Regions from separate parts of the Homo sapiens genome. Here region 1 is linked to region 2. The links are chromatin loops, found by intact Hi-C in ENCODE. Cell type or tissue: mammary epithelial cell. All regions are shown on one strand. Links, peaks and the distances in the headings refer to the core of each region. The heading gives the core; the rest is flanking DNA. Region 1 overlaps LOC105373785 (a long non-coding RNA gene). Region 2 has its middle 450 kb from the start of FSIP2.

The links. Peaks named below come from ENCODE experiments on the same cell type or tissue, not always from the same donor. Only the 100,000 strongest peaks of a DNase experiment are listed, where the experiment ranks them.
Region 1: it touches region 2 in a loop (12-fold over the local background); 10 of 110 quality-filtered maps call a loop at or near these places.

Annotation. Positions count from the first base shown.
Region 1 is chr2:186,457,391-186,468,585 of GRCh38, reverse strand. All of the region lies in intron 1 of LOC105373785 (a long non-coding RNA gene), which reads left to right. Among named protein-coding and RNA genes, the nearest start is that of ZC3H15, 23 kb to the left of the region's middle. In mammary epithelial cell, for the core only: CTCF peaks have their summits at 7,931 (motif pointing right) and 9,370 (motif pointing right); no DNase peak of the experiment used is centred there.
Region 2 is chr2:185,284,219-185,295,988 of GRCh38, reverse strand. No RefSeq gene overlaps it. Among named protein-coding and RNA genes, the nearest start is that of FSIP2, 450 kb to the left of the region's middle. In mammary epithelial cell, for the core only: a CTCF peak has its summit at 4,758 (motif pointing left); a DNase peak (open chromatin) is centred at 4,748.

The DNA.
Region 1 (11,195 bases), core at 3,196-11,195, 1.2 Mb before region 2:
TCAATCAAGTATTGTCTTCTCATATTTCACCTGCATGAGTCTTTAAGTTTTGGGTTTTCTCCATATGCTTTTTTTTGAAGAAATCTTATTTCCTCTCATGGCTTTATCTAATAACTGCATGTAGGTGGTTCAGAAATGATTACATGTAGACTCCTTGGTTTGATTCCTGAAGTAGCAGCTCCTATTGAATCAGTGCCACTTGCCAGAGTCTTAAACGTGCTCAACCTTTATTAACTATTCCAAATGGTAGTTAGTGAAACCTTCTCAAATAGAGTTAGTTATTTTCCTTTTTATAGTCTTATGTTCCTATATTTGCATTATAGATATTGTATGCCATCTGTTTTCCTATTTATCTCCCTCATCAGACTGGTTCCTTAAGGGTAGAGGGCCCATGTCAGAGTCACATCTGCTTCTCCTCTCCTCTTAAAGTAACTGGTACACACACATTCAACATATACATTCACTGAATAAATAAATGAGTGTTGAGCAACTATTCCATTTGTATTAGTTCTCAATGGCAATGTAATGAATTCCCCGAAACTCATTGGTTTAAAACAACAAACATCTATCATCTTCTACTTTTTGTCTGTCAGAAATCTGGTCTTTGGCCACAGGTGGTGGCTCATGCCTGTAATCCCAGCACTTTGGGAGGCCGAGGTGTGTGGATCACAAGGTCAGGAGATGGAGACCATCCTGGCTAACATGGTGAAACCCTGTCCCTACTAAAAATACACACAAAAAAGTAGCCGGGCATGGTGGTGGGTGCCTGTATTCCCAGCTACTTGGGAGGCTGAGGCAGGAGAATGGTGTGAATCTAGGAGGCGGAGCTTGCAGTAAGCTGAGATTGCCCCACTGCACTCCAGCCTGGGTGACACAGAAAGACTCTCTCTCAAAAAAAAAAAAAAAAAAAGAAAAAAAGAAGTCTGGTCTTGGCTTACTGTGACTTCTGGCTTTCCGGCTGCAATCAAGGGGTTGCCAGGGCTGTGATCTTATCTGAAGACTTGAATAGGGGAAGATCCACTTCTAAGTTCACTTAAGTGGTTGTTGAAAATATTCAGATCCTCATGGACTATTAGACTATCTTAATCCATTTTCCAGCTGTTTTCTATTAAGAGAGACATTAAAGAGATTTGAAAAATTGTGTAACAATGCTACCTTTCTTATTACTTTATTTTTCTGGAAAATATAGTTATTTTTCATAAAATATGCTCTTATGTAAATATAAATGTACTAAACATGTCAACCTATTTAATAGGTTTACTACTGTTATTTAAAAATGAATAAATATTAATGAAACATTTCAGAATTAATTTCTAATATGGCAAGTATTGAGAGATTAACTCTCATAAACAGAAGCTCTTTGGTTTCCCAATATTTTTAAGAGTTCAAAATGGTCATGAGAGCAAGAAGTTTGAGTGCAGCTGTTATAAATAGTAAGCAACAAGTTGATCTCATGGCCTGGGTGGCTGTTCTCATTTGAGCAGGCTAGATTTGTCTGTCTGTCCTGAAGAGGTGAAAAAAAACTTTAGGTCTACTTCCCTTGTTTGCAGAGGCTGAGCCAATTTTCATTACACAGGTAGTCTTAGTCTATTCCTGCTGCTATAACAAAACACCACAGACAGATAATTTATAAATAATAGACTATAACAGAAATTTATTTCTCACAGTTCTGGAGGCTGGGAAGTCCAAGGTCAAGGCACCAGCCTCTGGTGCTCTTTGCTTGTTGTTGTGTCCTCACATGGCAGAAGAGACAATGCTGTGTTCTCACATTGCAAAACAGATGGAAGGGCCAGGCAACTCTGTGAAGTCTCTTTTATAAGGGCATTAATCCCATTCATGATGGCAGAGACCTCATGACTTAATCATTGCCCAAAAGGCCCAACCTCTAAATACCATCAACTTGGGGTTTAAGTTTCAAGGTGAATTTTTGTGAATTCAGTGTGAATTCAATGTGAATGAGGAATACAGACATTCACAGCACAGCAACAGTGTTCTTATCAAAGTCATGCTTGTGGTCTTTCATTGTGTGGTTAAGATCAGTGTTGTACTGCAGCTTGCCATTTGACTTTTGACATTTTTTGTAGCTAGTATTGGTTCATAAAAGTGGATTGATAAATTTTCAGAAATTGTGTGCCCCAGCCATGAAAAAGCCATTATTAAAAAACTAAAATTATTCAAATGTACAAGAAAATAATTTGTATTGTTAACAAAGGTAATACATATCAGCATATCCATGCTCTTGAGGTTATGTCTATTGTATCTATGTAGTAGGTATATTACATAATTATGTGCTACTGAACATCTCTTTCCAACTCTGTGTTCAGTGATGTCACATGGTTAGCTTGAAATCAACTGCAATGGGAACATTTACAACATGGAAGCAGGCAAATCCTACAAATTAGAGTTCTTTTTCCCTCCTCTTTCCCACAGAACTTGTTGGTTAACATATCACTGAATATGATCATTTTTTGATACATTGAATTTTGTTCCTCTAATGTTTATACTCCATTACTGGTAGAAAATTTTGTCTTTGTTCTTTCTCAAGACGAATTTTTATTACTTGATAGAAAGGAGATGTTGCTTGTCAATAGCTTGCCTTCTTGGATTTTGTTTAATGGAGAGAGCTTCTGAAAAATATTCAGGATAGAGGAGAAAGCTGAATTCCTTTGATGGAAATGAGTGAGGGAAGATTAATTCTCCAAAACTGAGACTAGAGGTTTATGACTCCCAAGAATAGTGGTGATCTACACTATATTCCCTGACAGTAACCGCAGGAACTGGCAAGACATTTGAGTGGTTTTACTTTGTGTTTCTCCTGGGCCCAGGGCAACGGGACTGTCTGCTTTGACAAATATTCCTGCACTGAGGTTTGACATAGGATGAGCAGAGCTGTCTTCCTTTAGGGACTGACTATATTACTCTGTTTTATGTTGCTTATAACAGAATACTTGAAACTGGATAATTTGTAAAGAAAAGGAATTTATTTCTTATGGTTGTGGAGGCTGAGAAGTCCAAGGTTGAGGGGCTGCATCTGGTGAGGGTTTTCTTACTGGTGGGGGCTCTCTGCAGAGTCTCAAAGTGGCACAGGGTGAGGGGGCTGAATGTGCTAACATGGTAGCTCAGGTCTTTTTTCCTTTTCTTATAAGGCCACAAGTTCCAATCCCATGATAACCTAGTAATCCATTTACCTTTTAACCCATTGATTCATGAATATATTAATGTATTTATGAAGGCAGAGCCCTCATGACCCATTCACCTCTTAAAGGACCCACCTCTCAACACTGCCACATTGTGGATTAAATTTCAACATGAATTTTGGAGGGTACAACTATTGAAATTATAGCAGGGACTAAGTGACCTTGGAAAATGAGATATCAAAGGAGAAAATGATAGTGAAAGATGAAAGGGTGCTTGTGACCTCTTAGGACCTAGGTTGAATTTCCTGCTGGCCTGTGTGATGGACACTTGGAGTTGGAATTAATTTGATTTAAATAAAATAAAAGAAATTTGATATTTCTTGCATACCTGTTTGTAGGAGAAAATACCATTCATACCTATTTTATCCGTGAGGGTTCTCCAGGGAAATAAAATTAATTAATTAGTTTCTTTATTTTTGAATTGGTTCATGTGTTTTTGGAGGCTGATGAGTCTGAAAATTTGTAGGGCAGGGCAGAAGGATGGAAATTCAGGCAACAGTTGATACTGCAGTCTTGAGGCAGAATTTCTTCTTCTCTGAAAAACTTTAGTTTTGCTCTATAAATCTTTTATTATTATGGTTACCTGTATATTTGCTTTTGTCATCATAGACAAAATAAAAAGGATATCAAAATGTCTACAAGGGAAAAATAGGGAGAATAAAAACATCAAGCATTTGCTAGTGCCAAGTTTTGTAAACTAAAATTCTTTTAAAAACAGATTTTTTCAAAAACAAAATTGTATTTACTTAAGGTATACAGCGTGTTTTTTTTTTTATTTCAATAGCTTTTGGGGTACAACTGGCTTTTTGTTACATGGATGAACTATATGGTGGTGAATTCTGAGATTTTAGTGTACCCATCATCAGAGTAGTGCACATTATACCTAAAGTGTGGTTTTTTATCCCTAGCCCCCTTCCCACCCTCCTACTTCTGAGTCTCTAAAGTCCATTATATCACTCTGTATGCCTTTATTTACTCATAGCTTAGATCCCACTTATAAGTGAAGGCATATGGTTTTTGATTTTCCACTCCTGTGTTACTTCACTTAGAATAATGGCCTACAGCTCCATCCAAGTTGTTGCAAAAGACATTATTTCGTTCCTTTTAATGGCTGAGTGGTATTCCATCATGCATATATACCACATTTTCTTTATCCACTCATTAGTGAATGGACATTTAGGTTGGTTCCACATCTTTGCAATTGTGAATTGTGCTGCTATAAACATATGTGTGCAAGTGTGTTTTTCATATAATGACTTTTCCTTTGGGTAGATACCCAATAGGGGGATTGCCAGATTGAATGATTGATCTACTTTTAGCTATTTAAGGACTCTCCATACAGAAAAACAGATTAATTCTTTAAGCATTCACAAACTTTTTTTTCTCTAATTTTACAGAAATCTGCTGTGACTGTTTCATGTGCTACATGTCTGTTTTATTCTCATTCCTCTTATTCCCCTAGCATTTTTTTAAAAAAACACTGATAATAGTTGGTATTTGAAAAACTCCATCAATCAGGAAAAAATAATTCTTATAGACAAGGAGACATGCTATTATATTTGGAATAAAATTGAAAGCAAAAATTATATGAATCAATGGATGTTACAAAGGGACATAAATGGATTGTGTATTGCACCTTTCTTTCTGCAGCCGCTTCCAAGGTCCTTCTGTTCTTCATAATAAGACAAAAATAAAAGTTTAATCAATAGGAATGAGCTTGGTTCCGAGATAAGAGTTAACCTTGGATTTGAATGATTCTATTGATTTGGCATTGTGAACCTGAGGCAGGATTTCATCTAAGGATTGGGGTGTACTTTAGTTTAAAATAAGTGCTTCTTAAGTTGTTGGCAAATAGACTGGAATTGCCAATAAACTTGGCTGAGACGGGCTCAAACAATAGCTAATCTCATAGAAAGATAATAACTCAGATAAATATAGGAGTCAGAAAATGTTCCCTTTTAAAAAAATCTTTCTACACTGTAATTATCAAAATAAATATCACCAGTTATGAGAAGTGAAGCTAACCAAAATACCTCAAGGACACTTACGACCTTCACTGTGGAAAATAGGAGCATAGTTTTAATCTTTTCTTTCCCTTAAGAACTATATTCTTCTTTTTACCTACTCTCACTTTCAATTTCTGTAATCTAAAATATCAAATTCACCTGCAGGAAAGTCATGTTTTTGACAACTTCTTAAACAACTTGTTTAAGAGGTTCTGGCCCTGAAACCTTAGATAATGATAGTGGTTAGTTGATTAGGCATAAGGGTGTGGAGGGCAGGGGGAAGACGACACAAAACAATTGTAACCTCACGCCCACTCCTCCCTCCCCTTCCCCAATTTCCCATTTGTCACACCACCCCATTGTAGATCTAGTTCAACCAATGAAATAATCAGCTTATTGCAGAGGGAAGGAAGTTTACTACTGGAAATAATGCAGGTTTGTTTTAAATGTTTTGATGAAGCTCACTGAGGTTTTAATTCAAGTCGATAGTATATTCTATTTTGTTTTATTTTATTGCCTGCTACAGATTAGGGATGCAATGTTGAATAAGGTGTGGCCTCTATTCTTAATTTAATGGTAGATCTAGACATGAAGTAGTTACTATACAACATGGTAAATTCTGTAACAGAACTCTGCAAAGTGTTCTGAAACTATAGTGCCAAGAACAACTAACTCTGCTTTAGGGTAACAAGAAATTAATTTAAAGAAAAGTAGGTCTTATAGTATTTTGGAAATGTGTTGACATAGTAAAAACTAATTTAAGGGAAAAAAGGCCTCTTCCAAAAATAAGAATCCAAAATGCAAGGATATGAGAAAACAGATCAATTGACCTAATATCAGCAGACACAGGCAGGTATAACAAAAATGAGATGTGTAACACCCTATAATTACAATACGCAATTGAGGGAAGCCTAGGTGTGCATCTTTGCAATCCCTGGTCAAGAGAAGAAACCAGCTGGGTTAGACGGCTCAAACCTGTACTACCACCAGCATTTTGGGAGGCCGTGGCTTTCCCTACAACATGGCAGTTTGCTTCTTATAGGCCAATAGGTGAGTGTCTGCTGCTGCTTTGAGTGTCTTTTAAGAAATCATCTGATTAGGCCAGGCCATCCAGCATAATCTCCCTTTTGATTAACTCAAAGTCAACTAATTAGAAACCTTAATTACATCTGCAGAAATCCCTTTATCTTTGCCATACAATATACCCTGATTGAAGGGAATGATATCCCATTCTATTCACAGAAACTGCCTACCCCAGTGGGGAGGTATAAAAGGATGTGGACCAGTGGAAGCCATGTTAAAATGTTGTCTACCATATGTTAATCATACATTACATACATTTTTTCCTATTCTAACAAAGACGCTGAGAAATTTTATACCTTAATAGTATTTAAGCCTTAGATTTTATCACAGCACTATCCAATAGAAATATAAACCACAAATGTGAACCACATATATAACTTTAAAATTTTTAGTAGCCAAATAAGAAAAAGTAAGAGAGCAACAGGTGAAATCAATTTTAATATATTTTATTTAATAAATATAGCCAGAATATTATCATCTCAACATGTAACCAATATAAAACATTATTAGATATTATATATATATATTTTTAATACAAGGTCTTTGAATACCACATCTCCATTTTGGCTGGCTGCACCTCAAGTGCTCAATGGCCACAGGGGGCTCTTGGCTGCTGAATTTAACTGCACATGGCTATCACATGCCTTTTCTCTTTTTTTAACTTTTATTTTAGGTTTTGGGATACAAGTGAAGGTTTGTTACATAGGTAAACATGTGTCACAGGGGTTTGTTGTGCATATTACTTCATCACTCGGGTATTAAACCAGTACCCAGTAGTTATCTTTTCTGCTCCTTCCCCTTCTTACACCCTCTCCCATCAAGTAGATCCCAGTGTCTGTTGTTTCTTTCTTTGTGTTCATAAGTCCTTATCATTTAGCTCCCACTTATAAGTGAGAACATGCAGTATTTGGTTTTCTGTTTCTGCATTAGTTTGCTAAGGATAATAGCCTCCAGCTCCATCTATTTTCCCACAAAAGACATTATCTCATTCTTTTTTATGGCTGCATAGTATTCCAAGGTGTGTATATACCATATTTTCTTTATCCAATCTGTGATTGATGGGCATTTAGGTTGATTGCATGTCTTTGCTATTGTGAATAGTGCTGCAGTGAACATTAATGAGCGTGTGTCTTTATGATAGAATGATTTATATTCCTCTGGTATATACCCAGTAATGGGATTGCTGGGTGGAATGGTAGTTCTCCTTTTAGCTCTTAAGGAATTGCCATACTGTTTTCCACAATGGTTGAATTAATTTACACTCCCACCAACAGTGTATAAATGTTCCCTTTTCTCCACAACCTTGCCAGCATCTGTTATTTTTTGACTTTTTAATAATAGCCATCTGACCGGTATGAGATGGTATCTCATTGTGGTTTTGATTTGTATTTCTCTAATGACCAGTGATGTTGAGCTTTTCTTCATGTGCTCATTGGCTGCATGTATGTCTTCTTTTGAGAAGTGTCTGTTCATGTCCTTTGCCCACTATTTAAGGGGTTATTTTTCTCTTCTAAATTTGTTTTAAGTTACTTATAGATTTGTCAGATGCATAGTTTGCAAATATTTTCTCCTACTCTGTAGGTTGTCTGTTTACTTTGTCAATAGTTTCTTTTGCTGTATCACGTGCCTTTTCAACAATATCCACCAGGTGTCACAACTTTACAGCTCTAAACCAGCAACATCAACACTGTTCTTTTCTTGGTGACAAGAGTTAGGATTCTCTTTGTATTCACATATTTTCTACTTTCCACATATTTGGTATTTCACTTGAAGTTTTTGCCTAGATAATTAAGAAATTAAGCAATGTGAATTTTACTACTTAAATAATCAAATTTGAATTCAAAACTACTTGTATATCTGACACACCATTCCTTAATTTTTCTGTAATTTCATCCTAGATGATCTGCCTGGTGAGAAGGCAAATAATTGTGAATTACATGAACACTCAATTCTTAACAACATAATAATAATTATTTTAAAGTTAGATCATTTCAAATACCCAAGGAGTTTTCACAACCTCAGAAGCAATTAAATGGTTTTCTTTTTACTATCTCAAATTGTTTAATAGAACATATTAAAAATAGAAACCCAAAGTTTTAAAAAGTAACAAAATGTTCTATTACAAAACTGCACACTATTACTGCAATCTACTAATTGCCAAGGGAGGTTTCTACTTCTCACATACATAGTGAGCTCTGATGGGAGTATGATGTTTGCATTTATTCACAGTTATTACTATAAAAACAGACTTATTTAATTTACATTTGGTTATTTGTAGGTTGTGATACAATTTCCTTTTATATGACAGAAAAACTGCCTTTGTTTTTAATTTTTTTGGTTTTTACTTTTATAGTCTTTCACGTTAGGTATCTTATAGGTAAAATTAAATATATATTTAGAGACTGAGTCTTCTCAAATACTTTCTTCTTTTAGAAAATCATTAATTTATAGAATTTTAAAAAGTATGTACAGATGCCATACAGAATCAATCATGAATGGAGAGAAGATTGAAATGTGAGTTTTTATCACTAACTTCCGTAAAATGAGTGTAGTTTAGTTTTATATCAATAATTAAGCGTTCTCTTTGTCCTATTAGTTTCAACCACATGATATCTGTAAGATGAAAATAAACTTGATTCTAGTGAGAAACCATAATTATTTATCTCTGAAGGATTTGTACTGTCAATTAGGTTCAGAAGAAAGGAATCAGACTTGGCATCTTAACTCATATATTAAAGAGAGAAGTGACTAGTGTTGTAGCCATAACTATAGAATAAGATGGAAAAATCATTAAGTGAAACTGTGCAAATAATGTTTTAAATAAAAACATAAAATCTAAAATTAGGATAATGTATACATTTATTTGCCTCCTGTTTGAATACACCTTTTAAAAACACATCCAAGAAAAATTAACCACATATGTAAGTCATGTTTCTAAGTGAAATAATCAAATACATACAATTAATATTTGTTTGCTGCTCAACTATTCACACCTTTTTTTGATTTCTTTTGTGAAGAAATTTTTTCAAAGGCTGAGGGTTTGTTTATTCTTTTTGAAGCACAATGCTCACACAGTCCAAGAGATGGCAGCCAATACCTTTTGTAAAACAAATGACTTGTGTTGATACTTCATCATGGCAAATGCAGGTACTTTATTTTAATAACATCATCACTGAAGCAATTATTAAAAGAATGTAAATTGCTGAAATTCTAAATGAAAATCGCTGAAATTCTGAATTGTTAAATTCTAAATTCTAATTTTTGTACGTGTGCTTTAAAGAGATTGCTCAGAGAATTTTTCAAGGTAAACTGAATAGATTTCTCTCTCTCCTTTTTTTCCACTGAGTTCAGAGCAGTGGTTTCTGCCAGATTAACCTAGATTTACTTATAGAATAGTAGACTTAAATAATAAATTATAATATCGATAATTATTTCAGAATCATTAAAATTAAATACATAAAATACTAATAACATCATTTATTAACAGAATGTTTGCCAGAACTGATGACTGAGTTTTTTTTGGAATATCATAGTTACTTTTTTTGTTAGACTCCTAATTAAAATCAAGTCATTTTTATGACAGATAGGAGGGATTCTTCACAATGTAAGAAAAGCAAAGCAAAGTGAATATTTTATTTCTACATTTGTTTTAAGGACGTATTTAAATTCTGAATATATTACTTTGTGTAATATTAAGCTGCTTTGTTATGGGATTCTACAGGCTAAGGGAAGGCATTAAGGAAAGCCATTGCCTTGTTTTAGGCTATCTAATCAATTACAGTAATGGATCCAGGAACTCAGCTTTCCTAAATTCCAAAATTCAAATACAGAACCCTTTATATTAGTGTGTTAGGTTTGTAATGTTGTACAACAAATTTCCACAAACTTTACTGCTTGAAGAAACAGCCATTTTATTATCCCACACTGCTATAGGTCAGAAGTCTGACCATGGCTTAGCTGAAGGTCCCAGAAAGCTAAAATCAAGATTTTTTTTAGCTGTCTTCTTGTCTGGAGCTCATGTGGTTGTGGCAAGATTTAATTTCTTGTGGTTGTAGTACTGAGGTCCACATTTCCTTGCTGACAGTCATCTAGGGGCTGCTTTCCACTCCTAGAGGCCACCTGCATTCTTTGCCCTGTGGCCCCCTCTATATTCAAAGCCAGCATCAGATAATCTCCCTGACGTGGAGTCCTCTGATGCTTTGAATCTCTTTTATCAGGAAGAACCTGTTTCCTTTTTAGGGCTCGTGTGATTAGGCCAGACTCTCTGCGATTGTAATCTTTCTACTTTAAGGTCAACTGATTTGGGAGCTTAATTACATCTATAAAATGCTTTCACACTAGCACCTAGATTAGTGTTTGATTGAATGAGAGAAGGTGTTTGTATACACCAGGGACTGGAAATCTTAGAATTCTGCCTACCACAACCAGACTGTAGATTGTAAACACCATTTTACTTAGAAAATACATAGACCTTTTCACATTGGAGTGGTTAATTCATCATTAGAGAGGGGCTTTATTCATTTTTTGGTGTTAATGCACCACTTATTTTCTAAGTAATTTTATTCATACCAATAGCTCACCAAAGAAAAGAATGATAAAAAATAATCTGGAATGACCCGTAAAAATAACTTGCAAATACAACTGAGGATTTGAGACCCCTAATCTTGCAGATAACCAACTTTTAAAAGCTTTTTTCTAGTACCACCTCGGAACTACTGGGAATTTATGTCAAAAACAATGTCACCGGAAAATTTCTCCAGTACTTTTATAGTCAGATTTGGGAACAACTGTAATCTTAATATTATCTTATTTTAACTTGTCTGAGGCCCCTATTACCTAGTAGTACAGCCACAGCTAAAACTTTGGTTTCCAGACATTCAGGTCTAATTCTTTTTATATTGCCTACTGT
Region 2 (11,770 bases), core at 165-8,164:
CCTATGTCCTGAATGGTATTTCCTATGTTTTCTTCTAGGGTTTTTATGGTTTTAGGTATTACACTTAAGTCTTTAATCCATTTTGAGAAGGAAGGGATCCAGTTTCAGCTTTCTACATATGGCTAGCCAGTTTTCCCAGCACCATTTATTAAATAGGGAATCCTTTCCCCATTTCTTGTTTTTGTCAGGTTTGTCAAAATCAGATGGTTGTAGATGTGTGATGTTATTTCTGAGGTCTCTGTTCTGTTCCGTTGGTTTATATATCTGTTTTGGTACCAGTACCATGCTATTTTGGTTACTGTAGCCTTGTAGTATAGTTTGAAGTCAGGTAGCATGATGCCTCCAGCTTTGTTCTTTATGCTTAGGATTGTTTTGGCTCCTTTTTTCTTCCATATGAACTTTAGAGTAGTTTTTTCCAATTCTGTGAAGAAAGTCCTTGGTAGCTTGATGGGGATGGCATTGAATCCATAAATTACCTTGGGCACTATGGCCATTTTCATGATATTGATTCTTCCTATGCATGAACATGGAATGTTCTTCCATTTGTTTGTGTCCTTTTTTATTTCGTTGAGCAGTGGTTTGTATTTCTCCTTGAAGAAGTCCTTCACAGCCCTTGTAAGTTGGATTCCTAGGTATTTTATTCTCTTTGTAGTAATTGTGAACGGGAGTTCACTCATGATTTGGCTCTCTGTTTGTCTGTTATTGGTGTATAGGAATGCATGTGATTTTTGCACGTTGATTTTGTATACTGAGACTTTGCTGAAGTTGCTTATCAGCTTAAGGACATTATGGTCTGAGACAACAGGGTTTTCTAAACATACAATCATGTCATCTGCAAACAAGGACAATTTGACTTCCTCTTTTCCTAACTGAGTACATTTTATTTCTTTCTCTTGACTGATGGCCCTGGCCAGAACTTCCAATACTATGTTGAATAGGAATGGTGAGAGAGGGCATCCTTGTCTTGTGCCAGTTTTCAAAGGGAATGCTTCCAGTTTTTGCCCATTCAGTATGATATTGGCTGTGGGTCTGTCATAAATAGCTCTTACTATTTTTAGATATGTTCCATCAATACCTAGTTTACTGAGAGTTTTTTTGCATGACAGGCTGTTGAATTTTATCAAAGGCCTTTTCTGCGTCTATTGAGATAATCATGTTGTTTTTGTCATTGGTTCTCTTTATGTGATGGATTACATTTATTGATTTGCGTATGTTAAACCAGCCTGCCATCCCAGGGATGAAGCCAACTTGATCGTGGTGGATAAGCTTTTTGATGTGTTGCTGGATTCGGTTTGCCAGTATTTTACTGAGGATTATCACATAGATGTTCATCAGGGATATTGGTCTAAAATTCTCTTTTTTTGTGTGTGTCTCTGCTAGGCTTTGGTATCAGGATGAAGCTGGGATCATTAAATGAGTTGCAGAGGATTCACTCTCTTTCTATTGATTGGAATCATTTCAGAAGGAATGGTACCAGCTCCTCTTTGTACCACTGGTAGAATTCGGCTGTGAATCCCTCTGATCCTGGACTTTTTTTGGTTGGTAGGCCGTTAATTATTGACGCAATGTCAGAGCCTGTTATTGGTCTATTCAGAGATTCAACTTCTTCCTGGTTTAGTCTTGGGAGAGTGTATGTGTCCAGGAATTTATCCATTTCTTCTAGATTTTCTAGTTTATTTGCGTAGAGGTGTTTATAATATTCTCTGATGGTAGTTTGTATTTTTGTGGGATTGGTGGTGATATCCCCTTTATCATTTTTATTACATCTATTTGATTCTTCTCTCTTTTCTTCTTTATTAGTCTTGCTGGCAGTCTATCTATTTTGTTCATCTTTTCACAAAACCAGCTCTTGGATTCATTGATTTTTTTGAAGGATTTTTTGTGTCTCTATCTCCTTCAGTTCTGCTCTCATCTTAGTTATTTCTTGCCTTCTGCTAGTTTTTGAATTTATTTGCTCTTGCTTCTCTAGTTCTTTTAATTGTGATGTTAGAGTGTCAATTTTAGATTTTTCTTGCTTTCTCTTGTGGGCATTTAGTGCTATAAATTTCCCTCTACACACTGCTCTAAGTGCGTCCCAGAGACTCTGGTACATTGTGTCTTTGTTCTCATTGGTTTCAGAGAACATCTTTATATCTGCCTTAATTTCATTATTTACCCAATATTCATTCAGGAGCAGATTGTTCTGTTTCCATGTACTTGGGTGGTTTTGAGTGAGCTTCTTAATCCTGAGTTCTAATTTGATTCCACTGTGATCTGAGAGACAGTTTGTTGTGATTTCTGTTCTTTTACATTTGCTGAGGAGTGTTTTACTTCCAATTAGGTGGGCAATTTTAGAATAAGTGTGATGTGGTGCTGAGAAGAATGTATATTCTGTTGATTTGGGGTGGAGAGTGCTGCAGATGTCTATTAGGTACACTTGGTCCAGAGCTGAGTTCAAGTCCTGGATATCCTTGTTAACTTTCTGTCTCTTTGATCTCTATAATATTGACAGTGGGGTGTTAAAGTCTCCCATAATTATTGTGTGGGAGTCTAAGTCTCTTTGTAGATCTCTAAGGACTTGCTTTATGAATCTGGGTGCTCCTATATTGGGCATATATATTTAGGATAGTTAGCTCTTCTGGTTGAATCAGTCCCTTTACCATTATGTAACGACCTTCTTTGTCTCTTTTGATCTTTGTTGGTTTAAAGCCTGTTTTATCAGAGACTAGGATTGCAAACCCTGCTTTTCTTTGCTTTCCATTTGCTTGGTAGATCTTCCTCCATACCTTTATTTTGAGCCTATGTGTGTCTCTGCACGTGAGATGTGTCTCCTGAATACAGCACACTGATGGGTCTTGACTCTTTATCCAATTTGCCAGTCTGTGTCTTTTAATTGAGGCATTTAGCCCATTTACATTTAAGGTTAATATTGTTATGTGTGATTTTGATCCTTTCATTATGATGATAGCTGGTTATTTTGCCCGTTAATTGATGCAGTTTCTTCCTAGCATCAATGGTCTTTACAATTTGGCATGTTTTTGTACTAGCTGGTACTGGTTGTTCCTTTGCATGTTTAGTGCTTCCTTCAGGAGCTCTTGTAAAGCAGGCTTCACGGTGACAAAATCTCTCAGCATTTGCTTGTCTGTAAAGGATTTTATTTCTCTTTCACTTATGAAGCTTAGTTTGGCCGGATATGCAATTCTGTGTTGAAAATTCTTTTTTTTAAGAATGTTGAATATTGGCCCCCACTCTCTTCTGGCTTGTAGGGTTTCTGCCAAGAGATCCACTGTTAGTCTGATGGGCTTCCCTGTGTGGGTAACTCAACCTTTCTCTCTGGCTGCCCTTAACATTTTTTCCTTCATTTCAACCTTGGTGAATCTGACAATTATGTGTCCTGGAGTTGTTCTTCTCAAGGAGTATCTTTGTGGTGTTTTCTGTATTTCCTGAATTTGAATGTTGGCTTGCCTTGCTAAGTTGGGGAAGTTCTCCTGGATAATATCCTGAAGGGTGTTTTCTAACTTGGTTCCATTCTCCCTATCACTTTCAGATACACCAATCAGACGTAGATTTGATCTTTTCACATAGTCTCATATTTCCTGGAGGCTTTGGTCATTTCTGTTTACTCTTTTTTCTCTAATCTTGTCTTCTCACTTTATTTCATTAATTTTATCTTCAATTACTGATACCCTTTCTTCCACTTGATCGAATTGGCTATTGAAGCTTTCCATGCATCACAAAGTTCTTGTGCTGTGGTTTTCAGCTCCATCAGGTCATTTAAGGTCTTCTCTACACTGTTTATTCTAGTTTTAGCCATTTGTCTAACCTTTTTTTAAGGTTTTTAGCTTCCTCATGATGGGTTAGAACATGCTGTTTTAGCTCAGAGAAGTTTGTTAGTACTGACCTTCTGAAGCCTATTTCTGTCAGCTCATCAAAGTCGTTCTCCGTCCAGCTTTGTTCCATTGCTGGCGAGCAGCTGCGATCCTTTGGAGGAGAAGAGGTGCTCTGGCTTTTAGAATTTTCAGCTTTTCTGCTCTGATTTTTCCCTATCTTTGTGTTTTTATCTACCTTTGATCTGTAGGGACCAGCCCTACAGGGCCTGTGGGTTTTTCTCCTCATGTGCGGCAACGAGAGATCATAGAAATAAAGACACAAGACAAAGAAATAGAAGAAAAGATAGCTGGGCCTGGGGGACCACTACCACCAAGATGCGGAGACCAGTAGTAGCCCTGAATGCCTGGCTGTGTTGTTATTTATTGGATACAAGACAAGGGGGCAGGGTAAGGATTGTGAGTCATCTCCAATGATAGGTAAGGTCACACGAGTCACGTGTCCACCAGACAGAGTCCCTTCCCTGTTTGGTAGCTGAGGCAGAGAGAGAGAGGGGACAGCTTATGTCATTATTTCTTCTATTCATTTCTTGGAGAGATCAAAGACTTTAATGCTTTTGCTAATTCTGCTACTACTATCTAGAAGGTAGAGCCAGGTGTACAGGGCGGAACATGAAAGTGGACAAGGAGTGTGACCGCTGAAGCACAGCATCACAGGGAGACGTTTAGGTCTCTGGATGGCTGCAGGTGGGCTTGACTGATATCAGGCCTTCCACAAGAGGTGATGGAGCAGAGTCTTCTCTAACTCCCCCTGGGGAAAGGGAGATTCCCTTTCCTGGTCTGCTAAGTAACCGGTACCTTCCCAGACACTGGTGCTACTGCTAGACCGAGGTCTGCCAAGTAAAGGGTGCCTTCCCAGGCACTGGCGTTACTGCTAGACCAAGGAGACCTCTAGTGGCCCTGTCCAGGCATGACAGAGGGCTTACGCTCTTTTCTGGTCACTTCTCACCATGTCCCTTCAGCTCCTATCTGTGTATGGCCTGGATTTTCCTAGGTTATAATTGTAGAACAGAGATTATTATAACATTGGAATAAAGAGTAATGCTACAAATTAATGATTGATAATATTCATATATAATCATCTCTATATTCTATGTCTAATATAACTATTCTTAAGTATTTTCTTTATTATACTGGAACAGCTTGTGCCTTCAGTCACTTTATTATACTGGAACAGCTTGTGCCTTCAGTCTCTTTATTATACTGGAACAGCTTGTGAATTTAGTCTCTTGCCTTGGCACCTAGGTGGCTTCCTGCCCACATCGGTCTTTGATGCTGGTGACTTACAGATGGGGTTTTGGTGTGGATGTCCTTTTTGTTGATGTTGATGCTATTCCTTTTTGTTTGTTAGTTTTCCTTCTAACAGTCAGGCCCCTCAGCTGCAAGTCTGTTGGAGTGTGCTGGAGGTCCACTCCAGAACCTATTTGCCTGGCTATCACCAGAGAAGGCTACAAAACAGCCAATATTGCAGAACAGTAAATATTGCTACCTGGTCCTTCTTCTGCAAGTTTTGTCCCAGTGGGGAACCCATCTGTATGAGGTGTCTGTTGACCTCTACTGGGAGGTGTCTCCCAGTCAGGCTACACGTGTGTCAGGGACCCAGTTGAGGAGTCAGTCTGTCCATTCTCAGAGCTCAAAAACTGTGCTGAGAGAAACACTGCTGTCTTCAGAGCTGTCAGACAGGGATGTTTAAGTCTGCAGAAGTTGTCTTCTGCCTTGTGTTCAGCTATGCCCTGCTCACAGAGGTGGAGTCTATAGAGGCAGTAGGCCTTGCTGAGTTGCTGTGGGCTCCACCCAGTTTGAGCTTCCCAGCCTCTTTGTTTACTTATTCAAGCTTCAGCATTGGCAGACGCCCCTCCCCCAGCCAGGCTGCAGCATTGCAGGTCAATCTCAGACTGCTGCACTAGCAGTGAGCAAGGCTTTGTGGGTGTGGGACCCACCAAGCCAGGCACGGGAGGGAATATCCTGGTCTGCTAGTTGCTAAGACAGTCGAAAAGCACAGTATTTGGGTGAGAGTGTATCGTTTCTCCAGGTACAGTTTGTCACGGCTTCCCTTGGCTAGGAAAGGGAAATCCCCCAACTCCTTGTGCTTCCCAGGTGAGGCGACACCACGTCCTGCTTCGGCTTACCCTCCGTGGGCTGCATCCACTGTCCAACCAGTCCCAGTGAGATGAGCTAGGTACCTTAGTTGGAAATGCAGAAATCACCTGTCTTCTGCATCAATCTCGCTGGGAGCTGCAGACCGGAGCTGTTCCTATTCGGCCATCTTGGAAGCGACTGAAACCTTAACCAATATTTTATATACAGTAAAATGCAAACTCCTTGTCAGTTCTATGAGTTGTTAAAAACACTTTTGTCTAAATATCACCAAGGTCAAGATATAGACTAATTCCAATGTCCCCTTAAATCTTTTGTCCTTTTAGTCAAACCATATCCCCACTGATCTATTCCAGAATATCATTTCAATAATATCACAGAGCAGTTTTTTGAGTCTGATTTCTTTCCCTTAGCATACTGCATTTAGATTTATCTGCATTGTGGTGGGTGTCAGTAACACATTTTTTTATTGCTGAGTAATATTAAATAGCTGTATTACTGTTTGATTATCAATTCACCAATTGAACAGCATTTTGATTGCTTTCAAACTGGGGTGATTATGAATAAAGATTATATAAATATTTGTTTACAGTTTTCTGTATGAACATAGTTTTTATTTCTTTTGAGAAAATACCTAGGAGTGGGATTGTATTTAGATTTAAAAGAAACACCAATCTGCATTTAAAGAATGGCCGTATCTTGTTATTTTCCAACTAGCAACAAATGAATATTTCCATTGTTCTTCTTCTTTGCTGTCATATTTATTGTCCATTTTTATATTTTAAAAATGTTAGTCATTTTAATAGGTGTGTAGCCATATTTCAATGGAACTGTGTGAGTGTGTATGCATATATGTGTTAATTGGGAGACAATTCACGTACTATAACATTCAATAACATTCATTCTTTTAAAGTGTACAAATTCAGTGGTTTTTAGTATATTCACAAAATTGTGTAACCATCACCAATATCTGATTTCAGAATATTTTTTATCACTCAAATAAAACCCCAAACTAATTAATGATCACTCATTGTCCCCTCCTCCCTTAAGCCCCAGTCAAAAACTAGTATACTTGTATCTTTATGGATTTGTCTACTCTGGACATTTCATATAAGAAGAAACATATAATATGTGGTCTTTTTTGTGTGACTTGTTTTACTTAGCATTTTTTTTTCAAGGTTCACCTACTTTGTAGCATGTATTAGTACCTGATTCCTTTTTATGGCTAGATAATTTCCCATTGTCTAGATATACTACGTGTCTTTATACAATACATTCATCAATTGAGAGACATTTTAATAGTTTCCACTTTTTGGTTATTATCAATAATGATGTTATGAATATCATGCATATTTTTATACTGATGTATATTTTCAGTTATCTTTGGTGTATACATAGGAGTAGGATTGTCACTTTGTATGGCAACTCTAAGTATAAATTCTTGAGGAACAAACTGTGTTCTAAAGTGGCTGTACCATTTGACGTTTCTATAAGGATGTTTGAGAGCCCTGATTTTTCCATATCTTCTGCAAATATTTATTATCTTCTGACTTTTTAAAATTAGAACCATCCAGGTATATAGTGGTACCTTGTGACTTTAACTTTCAATGTCCTTATGACTAATGATACTGAACATCTTTTCATATGCTTATTGGCTATTTCTATTAATATCTCTTCTTTAGAGTAATGTTCATTCAAACCCTTTGTGTATTCTGATTGAAATATTTATCATTTTATTATTGAGGAGTAGAAGTATTTATACATTCTTAATAAAAGTCCTTTATCAGATATGTGATTGGAATTTTTTTCACTCTATGGGTTAACATTTTGCTTTCTTGATAGTATACTTTAAAGGACAAATTTTATTAAGTCCAATTTATGTATTTTTTTGTTGCTCTGCTTTTGGTTTTATATCCACGAAATCGTTGCCTAATTAAGGTCACAAATACTTAGACCTATTTTTTCTTATACAAATTTTATAGATTTATATCTTACCTTTATGTCTTTAATTTGTTTTGAGATTTTTTTCTCTTAACGAATGTTGTGAAGTATGGGTCTAGATTGATTATTTTGCATGTGACTATTAGTTGGCACAGTACCTTTTACTGAGAAGTCTGTACTTCCCCTTGAATAGTTTTCCCATCATAGTTAAAGTCAAGTGATGATAAATATAAGGGTGTATTTATGAAATATCAACTGCATTCTGTTGATTTATATGCCTATCCATATGACAACAACACAAACTTTTGTTTATGGTAGATTTGTATTAAGGTTTAAAATCAGGATGTATGACGCCTTCAACTTTGTTCTTTTTCAAGATTGTTTTACGAGGCATGGTGGCTCGTGCCTGTAATCCCAGCACTTTGGGAGGCTGAGGCAAGTGGATCACTTGAAGTCAGGAGTTCGAGACCAGCCTGGCCAACAAGGTGAAACTACATCTCTACTAAAAATAAAAAATTAGTTGGGCATGGTGGCTGTTGCCTGTAATCCCAGCTACTCGACAGGCTAAAGCAGGAGAATCGCTTGAACCCGGGAGGTAGAAGTTGCAGTGAGCCAAGATCGTGCCACTGTCTCTTTTTGTGAGACACCACCACAAAAAAAAAAAAAAAAAGCAAAGAAAGAAAAAAATTTTTTTGCCTTTACAGTGGCCCCAGCAATTCTGCATGAATTTTAAGAACAGCTTGTCAATTTCAGCAGAAAAGGAAGCTGGGGTTTTGATATGGTTTGTGACTCTGTGGAAAAATATGGGGTATATTGCCATCTTAACACTAATAAGTCTTTCAGTTTACAACGACAATATTTCTTTCCATTTATTTAAGTAATTAATTTCTTTCAATAATGTTGTATAGCCTTCAGTGTACAAATCTTGCATTTCTATTGCTCAGTTTATACACAAGAATTTTCCTGCTTTTGATGCTGTTATAAATGGATCTATTTTCTGAATTTCATTTTTGGATTGTTTATTGCTAGTGTGAGAAATACAGTTGATTTTGGTATATTCACCTTATATCTCTCAATCTTATTTAATGTATTTATTATCTCAATTTTTTTTCCTGATGGGTTCCTTAGAAATTAATATATACAAGATATCATCTGTAAATATAGACTTACTTTTTTCTGTCTAATCAAATGCCTTTTTTGTTGTCGTTACCTAATTTCCCTGGCTAGAGCTTTCACTGCAACGTTGAATAGGAGGAGCAAGAGTGAATATAGATGTCTTGTTTCGATTTTAGTGAGAAATCTTTCAGGCTTTCACCATTAAATACGATGTTAGCTGTAAATGTTTCAGAAATGTTCTTTGCCAGGTTTAAGAAGTTCCCTTCTATTTCTAGTTTCTTTAGCTTTAGTGTTTTTATCATAAAAGATTCTTGAATTTTCTGAAATGCTTTTTTTCTGCATCAATTGAGATTATTGTTTTCCCTTTATTTTATTATTGTATATTACATTGTTATAATATTACATTAATTGATCTTCTCAGGTTGTGCCTCCTTGAATTCCATACTCCACATCTCACTTAGTCACGTTATCTGATTCTTTTACACATTGTATACATTGCTGAATTTGATTTGGTAATATTTCATTGATTTTTTGTGTTTTATGTTTGTTTGTTATGTATATATTTACAAAAATATTGGTTTTAGTTTTTGTTGTTGCTAATGTCTTTGTATGCTTTTGTTATTAGGGTAACACTGGCCTCATAGTCAGATTTTTGTGGTGTTCCTTCTTCTGCTATTTTACTGAAGAGTCTTAGCGATTGGTGTTAATGCTTTTTATAATGTCTGAGATAATTCAATAATGAGGCTATCTGCACCTAGGCTTTTCTTTCTGAGAAGGTTTTTGATTACTAATTCAATCTTCTTATTTGTCAAAAATCTATTTATATATCTAATTTTCTTGAGTTAGTTTCAGTTATTTGTGTCTTTCAAGATGTGTATCTGTTTCATCTAGGAATCTGTTTTGTTGACCTAAAATTGTTTCCATATTCCTTACAGTCTTTTTGTTTTATATCTAAAGTCACGAGTAATATATTCTGTTTCTGGCTTTAGTAATAAGAGTTTTCTTCTTTCTTTGTTTGCCGAGCTAAAGTTTTGTCAAGTTTGTTGATCTTTACAAAGAACTACGTTTTGGCCTTGTTGATTTTTCTCTATTGTTTTTCTGTTATTCATTTATTAATTTATGATTAAATCTTTATGATTTCCTTTGTTCGGATTGCTTTATCTTTATTTTGCTTCTTTTTAATATCATTAGGTGGACGGTTAGATTATTAATTTGATATCTCCCTTTATTTTTTGAGACAGAGTCTCACTCTGTCACCCAGGCTGGAGTGCAGTGGCACAATCTTGGCTCACTGCAACCCTGCCTCCTGGGTTCAAGCAATTCTCCTGCCTCGGCCTCCCAAGTAGCTGGGATTACAGGCACCTGCCACCATGCCCAGCTAATTCTTTTGTATTTTTAGTAGAGACAGCGTTTCACCATGTTGGCCAGACTGGTTTCTAACTCCTGACCTCGAGTTATCAGCCTGCTTCAGCTGCCCAAAGTGCTAGTATTACAGGTGTGAGCCACCGTGCCTAGCGGATCTCCCTTCATTGTAAAGATAGCCATTTAAGGCCCAAAATTTTCTATCAGCGCTGTTTTGGTGAATTCCACATGTTTTGGTGAATAGTTGATGAATAGTTATTTTTCAGTTTCATTTATTTCCAAGTATTTGCTAATTTCCCTTTTGAATTCTTCTTTGACACATGGTCAAAGCAGCATGTATTTTTTAGTGGGATTTATAGTATGTTTTACTTTTCACATATTTATTAAGTCCCAAAATTTCCAACTATTAATGATTTCTAATTTCATACAATTGTGGTTGAAGAGTATACTTCGTATTATTTCACTTTTTAACTTCATTGAGACTTGTCTTAAGGCCTAATATATAGTCAATTGTGGTTAACATTCCATGTGCATTTGAGAAGAATGTGTAAATGTTATCCTAGTTTTTCATTCTTGCAATGCTTTTATCTCATTTTAGTGTTAAGGCAATATGATAAGGGAGTTGTATCCAAAATATAGGAAGAGTGCTTAAAATTCCACAATAAGAAAGCAACCCAGTGAAAACAATAGATAAGGATATTAAAAAAACACCTCACCACAAAAAGATATACAGATGCCAAATATGCACATGGAAATATGCTAAAGATCATATGTCACTAGGGAATTGCAAATTAAAACAAGTGAGATATCACTACACACATATTACAATAGATAATATCTAAAACCCTGACAACACCAAATGCTGGTGGAGATGTGGAACAATAGGAACTCTCAACCACTGCTGGTGTAATGATGTAAAATGATATGGCTACTTTTGAATACAGTTGGTAATTTCTTACAAAGCTGAAAATAAATCTTACCATTACATTCATCAATCATGTAAATAGGTATATGCCAGACTGAATTGAAAATGTATATCTACATAAACCTGCACATAAATATTTATAGCAGCTTTATTCATAAGTGCCAAAAGCTGGAAGCAACCAAGAGGTGCTTTTAAGAGTCAATGGAAGAACAAACTTGTTTATCATACGGTGGAATATTATATAGTAATAAAAAGAAATAAGCCATCAAGCCTTGAAAGACATGTAGGAAACATAAAGGCATATTGCTGTGTGAAAGAAGTTACACACTTCTTTCTGAAGGGGCTACATACTGTGTTTCCAAATATATGCTATTCTGGTAAAGGCAATGCTATGGAGATAGTACAATAATCAGTGGATACCAGGAGTTGGTTGAAGGAGAGTAGGGCTGCAATAGGTGAAGCA